2 separate regions of the Homo sapiens genome follow, and region 1 is linked to region 2. The links are chromatin contacts, found by Hi-C or POLR2A ChIA-PET in ENCODE. All regions are on one chromosome and are shown on one strand. Each heading gives the region's core, a stretch centred on a gene start or an enhancer-like site at or near the end of the contact. The rest is flanking DNA. Distances are from core to core; before and after follow the strand shown.

Region 1 (3,586 bases), core at 233-2,732, 190 kb before region 2:
AGATGAAGGATTCTGGACAGGTCTTTCTTAGTCATAGATGCTGGAAGAGAAATCATTTCTTTTAACAAGGTGGCTTTTCTAAGGCACAACGGTGGCAGAGAACCAGTGGACTCTTCCTGTACACAGAAAATAATTATAGCCATGTTTTTTTGCTTATAATTAATTATGAGTCAAGCATTCAGTATGGCTTATATTATTCCTACCATAGCTCTACAAGGTGCATATTCTAACATTTATTTACATACAATCAAACCAAGGCTCAGAGAAGTAGTGTCTTTTTGAAAATCACACAGCTGGAAATTGTAAGAGGAGGAATTAATCTATGGTTGAACAAGGAGCGGGATTTAGAGAATCCAGAGGGAGAAACTGATTTCAGGGTGGCAGCGAGAGTCCAAATACACTATATAAGCTGGGTCTCAGGAGGCCTGGGTTGCTGGGAGAAAGCCACTGGTGGGCAACTCAGCATGCAGGAGGGATCCATTCAAAAGCAACATTTGAGTTCCCGCACTTCACCTGGCACCGTGAGTATCAATAATGACCTACTGGGTTTCAGGCATGATATGCTCATTACCTCTTTAATCGTCACTAAAACACTGCACAAAAAGACTTACTATTCCCAGTTTAGGAGATTGAAACTGAGCATAGGAGGGCCCAGCGACTTCCCCAACTCCTTGGCACACACTCTTGGCAGGAGCATGGATTTTTCCTCTTTCCTCATTTCCCATCCGAACTCAGTGATGAATGAAATAGGTGCTCTGTGTGTAGAAGAAAGGGTATTGAAATTGATGCGACGGCCCCAGGAACCTGCCCACCATAATCTTCCCTCATGATAACCCTATCCCCTTTCCATAACCCACAATCCCCACCTCACTCCACAAAGCAGTTGCTTATTACCTCAAACCCAGTTTCTCTCCTGGAAGGAGTCAAGAAATAATTCCTTCTGCTGGGTGCAGGCACATGAAAGTGCTAAGGTCCACAAGAGACTGAATTTGGGCTAAGTGTTGCCAATTATAGCAATTTGGAATAGAAAATCATTTCAGGAGAAGATCTGGTTCCTCTCCAGTGTTGAGCAGGTCCTGTGAACTCTTCTCCTACGTCCAGCGGAGTGGCATTTGGTTGAGGCTGGTGCAGAACAAGACCACAAGCCAACCACATCCTAGGGTCTTGAAATAAAGACTTTAGAAAACAATACCTAACAACAGATCTTTCTTGACTTAAAAGCCTCAAATGGCAAATCACCAAGAAGACCTGAAAATGGGTTTGGGGACACGAGGAGGGAGCACAGGTCCCAGGCAGGCAGGAAGCATTATTTCTGCTAACCCTGTCTGATTATCCTGAAAATGGAGCACGATTAACTCCTTGCTTTGTAGCTGCCTACTGTGCCTGATTTGTAAGTCACAATCTAGAAGCAGGTTACTGTTGCATTCCATCATAGCCACTTCCTCTTGAATTGAGGGAGGCAGGGCTTGTCTTCTGTCTTCAGAGCAGGGCCTGACATCTCCCCAGAACAGACGTTTGAACAGAGCAGGCTTCTGAGGTCTCCAAAATGCCTGTCCCAGCCTCCTGGCCCCATCCTCCTGGTCCTTTCCTGCTTCTGACTCTACTGCTGGGACTTACAGGTGAGCATTGCATTGGGCTAGAACCCTTTCTCCCTGCTTCCTGGACCTAGCCTTGCCCCTGGACTTGCAGCAATTTCAGATAAGCACAAGCACTGCCAAGGAAGGTCAAGGACTGGACATTGTCCAAGAGCAGAAGATCAGGGAGCTGAGCACTTTCTCTGTGGATCTGCAGCTGGCTACCAGAGGCATCAAACCTTGTGAGGCTTCTGCCACCATCACAATTAGTTACATTTTTATAATATTTTATTTGACAAACACAGAAGAATCATTATTAAATCCTTACCTGTCTTGAGTCCTCCTACCCATTTTTGTGTGCCCTCCTCCTCTTTAAGAAGTTCCACATTTCATGCTTACAGCGTCCTATATTCCTTTCTTAGGGCTTCCACAACAAAGCACCACAGACTCAGTAACTAAAACAATAGACATTTACTTTCTTTCTTTCAGTTCTGGAGGCTGAATTGCAAAATCAAGATGCCAGCAGGGTTAGTTTCTACTGAGGTCTTTCTCCTTGGCTTGTAGAAGGCCATCTCCTCCATGTGTCTTGACACATGGTCTTCCTCTGTGTGTGTCTGTATTCTCATTTTCTCTTATGAGAACATCAGCCATATTGGATTAAGGCTCCCCGCCAGTGACCTCATTTAACTAAATTGCTTCACCCATTTATGCCTAGTGCTCCGTTATTGGATCACTAAGCTTGCGGGAGTTATTTATATCCTACTGCTCAAGGGCATCGCCAAGGTCTGATTTTTCAAATTAAAAAAAAATTGCAACCTCGGGCATAAATGGGTTAAAGACCTTGTCTCCAAATATGGTCAAATTCTAAGGCGCTGGGGATTGGGGCTTCAACCCATTCGTTTTGGGGGCACATTCAGCCCATAACAGGCACCACCATCTCCCTTGGTCATCTTGACTTTCCTCTGGAGAATTTATTTTCCCTTCCCCCAGGCAGACAGGATTGGGAGGTCTTTCCTGGTGCCACCTGAGAGAGCCCTGTTCACAGCTCCCAGACAGGCTGCCTGTCTTCACCCCTTTTTCAGACCATGCAGCTGACCCCCGGTCACAGGGCTGGGCACAATAGCCTCTCAGTTGCCCACTGGGCCCTGCTGTGATGTCATCTCACAGGTCTTAGAGGGCAAGGTCTCACTTTTCAAATTATTTTTTTTACACATACACTGTACCCAAATGACAGCAGTAATAGTTCAGCAATTGCTCTCTTCCTGTAAGGCAGATGCACTTCTTAGCATTTTGTGTGTATTAAGTCAACTAATCCTCACAGCATCCCTGTGTGGAAGCTATAACTCTTGTGCTCTATTTGCAAATGGGGAGTGAGGCAGAGGCAGGAACCTGTTCATTGTCCCCTACTTCAGTCCATGGAGCAGTTGGGATCAAGTCCAGGTTGACCAGTTCCAGAGTTTATCACCCTTTTAACCATGTTATGCTATGTGTAGAAATATTAGAAAATGCAGGCAAGCAAACATTAGATTAATAATCACCCATCACACCAGTCAGAAACAATCAGAGGTAAAACACTAGTGTATGTATGTTTTCCCAAAATGTTAAAAATGTGTTGGATGGTTTCTATGTGCCAAATATTTTACTGAGATTTTTAAATTTGTCATAATTGTAATTAATGCACAAAACAACCTTATATACTAACATGATAAGCCAAACTTTTATATATATTTGTGAATGTGTATATATACACATTATATACACATATATATGCACATGTGCCTATGCATGTACATGTACATGCACAGATGAGATTTCATTTTTAATCATTGGTTCTCTTTCTATTTTCAGTGAAATTTTTAACAAAATAAATATTTTATTTTATTTTTATTTGACAAAAGTATGTATACTTATGTACAACATATTAAGAAATATGCATACATTGTGGAATGACTAATTTGAACTAATAAACATATGCATTACCTTACATATTTATCATTTTTTATTGTGAGAAC
Region 2 (3,336 bases), core at 5-2,504:
TCAGCAAAGCCAATTTACTTCTGCAGAAGGGTGCCACTCACACATCTGGTCTTCAGGAAAGCACACCGAACAAAAGAGAGAAGGGGTTTTTATCCCTAATGCGGTTAGTCGCTGCTTCTGTGTCCTGTTCCCATTGGCTGGGGCTGGACTGCGCAATCTAAGCTAATCCCGATTGGCTAGTTCAAATGGAGCAGAAATGTGGGCTACAGTGGTAGGGCAAGCGGTTTCGGCAGGAAGAAGAGTTTCCGCGGGAATGGCAATTGTAGCGAGGGTATCCAAGGGAACAGATGTGAGTTATAGATTAGGACCCGCGGGAAGGTTGTTTACCGTAACTAGGGGTAAGGAGGTACAAAGAACAAGGAAGTTAGGCTTTGAAAATAGAGAACAAAGAACAAGTAAGCTGAACAAGTAAGTTCCTCTTTGGAGAGGCAAGAGGGCAAAGAAGCTGAGGACCCAGAAGACAGGATTGTGCCTAAGAAAGTGGCCTTGGAGCAGAGGCCCAAAGAAAGCGGGGAGAGCGCCTTGCCCATCGGTAAGGGAAAGGTGCTCCAGGCACAGAAGCAGCTAATGCAACGGCCCTGAGGCAAATGCAAGATAACTGGCAAGTTCCAGGAACAGCAAGGAGGGCAAGGCGCCTGGAGCAGAGGAAGCTAGCGGATCCCTTGATGAGAGGGAGGAACTGGCCCATCTCTCATGGGTCCTGCAGGCAGGCCATGAGACTGTCTTTTATGCGGGGCGAGATAACGAGGCATGGACGTGTTGTGAGCGGAGGCCTAGCCTGTTCAAGGTCTGAATTTTTACCCCTAGAATGTAAGAAGCATGGGAGCAGGGACTTTGTTTTGCTCCCTGCCATATCCACAGCCCTAGAAAAACGTCGGGCCATTGATAGCTCTCAGTAAATGCTTGACAAGTAAGTGAATGAACGAATGCACAATTAATGAAATGAGGGCTGCGTCAATGAATAACTGGGAATCTGACTCCTGCAGGGAGCCTTCAGCCCACAGGTGTATGTAAGACCCGCCCCGCCTCTCATCCTTCGGGCTCCCACCCCCGCCGTTAGGCTGCGGTTCGCGCCGCGGTCGCCAGAGGGCGCGGAGCGGCGGGGCTTCCCGCACGGAGGGCTTTGCGTGAGGCACCGCGTGGGGCGGGGCTGCGGGCGGGCTCCCAGCTGCTGGGCCCTCATCGGCTGGGCCTCGTCGACCGGCAAGCGGAACGCGGCAGCGGGGCTGGGCCTGTGCGGCGGCCGCCGGAGCGCTTTGGAAGGCGCACGGGGCGAAGATGGCGGCGGAGCGACAGGAGGCGCTGAGGGAGTTCGTGGCGGTGACGGGCGCCGAGGAGGACCGGGCCCGCTTCTTTCTCGAGTCGGCCGGCTGGGACTTGCAGGTAGCGCCGCGCGGCGGGCTGTGTCGGGTGGGCCGGGGACTGCTGGGAGCGGGCGCCTGGTGCCTTAAGCCCGCGGCGGCCGAAGCGCACAGTCATCCCCGCTCTACCGCGGCCCGACCCAGGCCTCATGGTCCCGGGACCGCTTGTCACGCGTCGCCTGCTCGGCTTGGGAGTGGGGGAACGCGGGCCAGCCCCAGCCAGTTCTGCCGTGCCAGTTTCACCCTGCCTCGCCCGCTTGCGGCGTCAGCGAGACTTCGGGCGCTGCGGCAGCCGGCGAGGAGAGGGAGCGCCTGGGGGCGTGGCTGCCGCGCCGAGTATCTGCTGGAGGCCGGGCTGGTCCGAGTGAGCAGCTCTTGGGTGAAGCCCCACTCGGGACTAGGTGGCCGCTCATTTCCACTTCCGAAGTCCAGCCCGGGAGTTGACCGCCGCCCAGCCTTCCTAATTGCTGGGAGAATACCTCTGGGGTGGTGGCGCAAGGTTGGAGCTTCTTCACCTTGCGTAGTTAACTTATCTGTAAAATGGGAGTCTCGTGGAAATTGCTGTGTAGTTCATTGGCACGTACTGAGTATTCACTAAATACTTGCTAAGAAGACTTAAGCTTCACGAGGCAGGGATTTTTGTACACTGATGAATTCCCAGTGCCTGGAACAATGCCTGGCACATAATAAGCATTCGGTAATTAACTGTAGAAAGAATTGCATAAATATTCTTGGCCAGCTTCGTCTTAGGTAGATGATGACGGTGATGACTAATATTTATTGAGTACCTACCATGAGCCAAGCGCTGTTCTGACTGCTTTACATGTCTTTTGTCATTTAACCTTCGCATTTTGCAGCTGAGATTAAAGAGGTTAAGTAACTTGCTCAAGGCCTCACTAGCTACCAGGCAGAAGAGGTAGAAGTGGAACCCAGTTCTGTCTGATTGCAAGCAGACAGAGCCCAAGCTTTAAACCACCATGTGCCAAGCACTTTACATAATATGATTCGTTGGATCCTAGCAACACTATGAGGTAAAGACTAGACCCATTTTATGGATGAGGAATTGGAAGCACAGAGGGCAAAGAATTTGCTCAGGGTCACATAGCCAGTAAGTAGCGGGGTTGGAATTTGAACTGAGTCTGCTGCCAAACGTAAATTACTCCCCAAACATAAGAATTCGGTAAAGCATCACACCTAGATCACACCTAGACACAATGGGAAGCCCCTATGCTGGGCAGAAATAAAAAGTTTCTACCTGAAAGACCTAAAAGCACACAGTGTTGTGACCAACAGATCTTCTGTCTCGTTCCCCTCACATTGTAGTGGGGAAACTGAGGATCATGCATGTGACTTGCCTGGCAGGAACAGGACTTGAATGTAGGCTCCCTGAGAATGCCAGTTCACTACATGGCCTGAGACAGCACACTGCCTCCCAGCAGATTACTTTTATCCCTTGACAGCTCACTGTCTCCTGTGAAGTTGGTGACCCTGAGGACAGAGGCCATGTCTATTTCATCTCTGTGACCTCAATGCTTTCTTGTGTTTGTGCAAAGCAAGTGATTAGTGAATGCCTGTCCGTTGAGTTGGTGACAGAGATGTCACAAATGACCAAAGGATTCCCATATTCCTTCTGTATGTGTAAACCTAAGATGCGAGTATGCATAAATCTTAATGGATTATCTCATCCAGTGTGCAGGTTGGTGAGACAGGTACCCCCATTTCACAGATTAGGAAACAACTTGAAAGAAAGGAAAAGTAGCAACCTGGACTGACTCCACAGTTCCTGACTCCGGGCTGTACTGGAAGCGCTTAAGAGTGAGGGCCTAAGCACACTAGCAGGGATGGAACCTGGCTCCTCTCTTTACCAGTTGTGTAAACTTGAACAAATTTTTTTTTAATCCTCAGTGCTTCTGTATCAACTATAAAATGAGATGATAAGAGTACTAATAGCATAGAGTTCTTGAGGATTAAACAA

The links. A loop is a pair of places that touch in the nucleus more often than their neighbours do. ChIA-PET counts read pairs that join two places held with the same protein, here RNA polymerase II (POLR2A). Pooled maps may share reads with other maps.
Region 1: a map of CD4-positive, alpha-beta memory T cell shows a loop between it and region 2 (4-fold over the local background). The contact joins the promoter of SIRPG here to the promoter of NSFL1C in region 2. A Hi-C loop is called at or near these places in 3 of 168 maps with a recorded cell type or tissue (CD4-positive, alpha-beta memory T cell and naive thymus-derived CD4-positive, alpha-beta T cell) and 5 of 50 pooled maps. POLR2A ChIA-PET finds 5 or more read pairs at or near these places in 2 of 52 experiments (H1 and activated CD4-positive, alpha-beta memory T cell).

What each region holds. Positions count from the first base shown.
Region 1 is chr20:1,655,675-1,659,260 of GRCh38, reverse strand. SIRPG (signal regulatory protein gamma) reads left to right here and starts at 1,482. Exons shown (of 6, transcript NM_018556.4): 1 at 1,482-1,619. The coding sequence starts at 1,547.
Region 2 is chr20:1,464,767-1,468,102 of GRCh38, reverse strand. It overlaps NSFL1C (NSFL1 cofactor), which reads left to right and starts at 1,254. Exons shown (of 9, transcript NM_016143.5): 1 at 1,254-1,383. The coding sequence starts at 1,279. RefSeq lists a silencer at 960-1,229 and an enhancer at 1,524-2,025.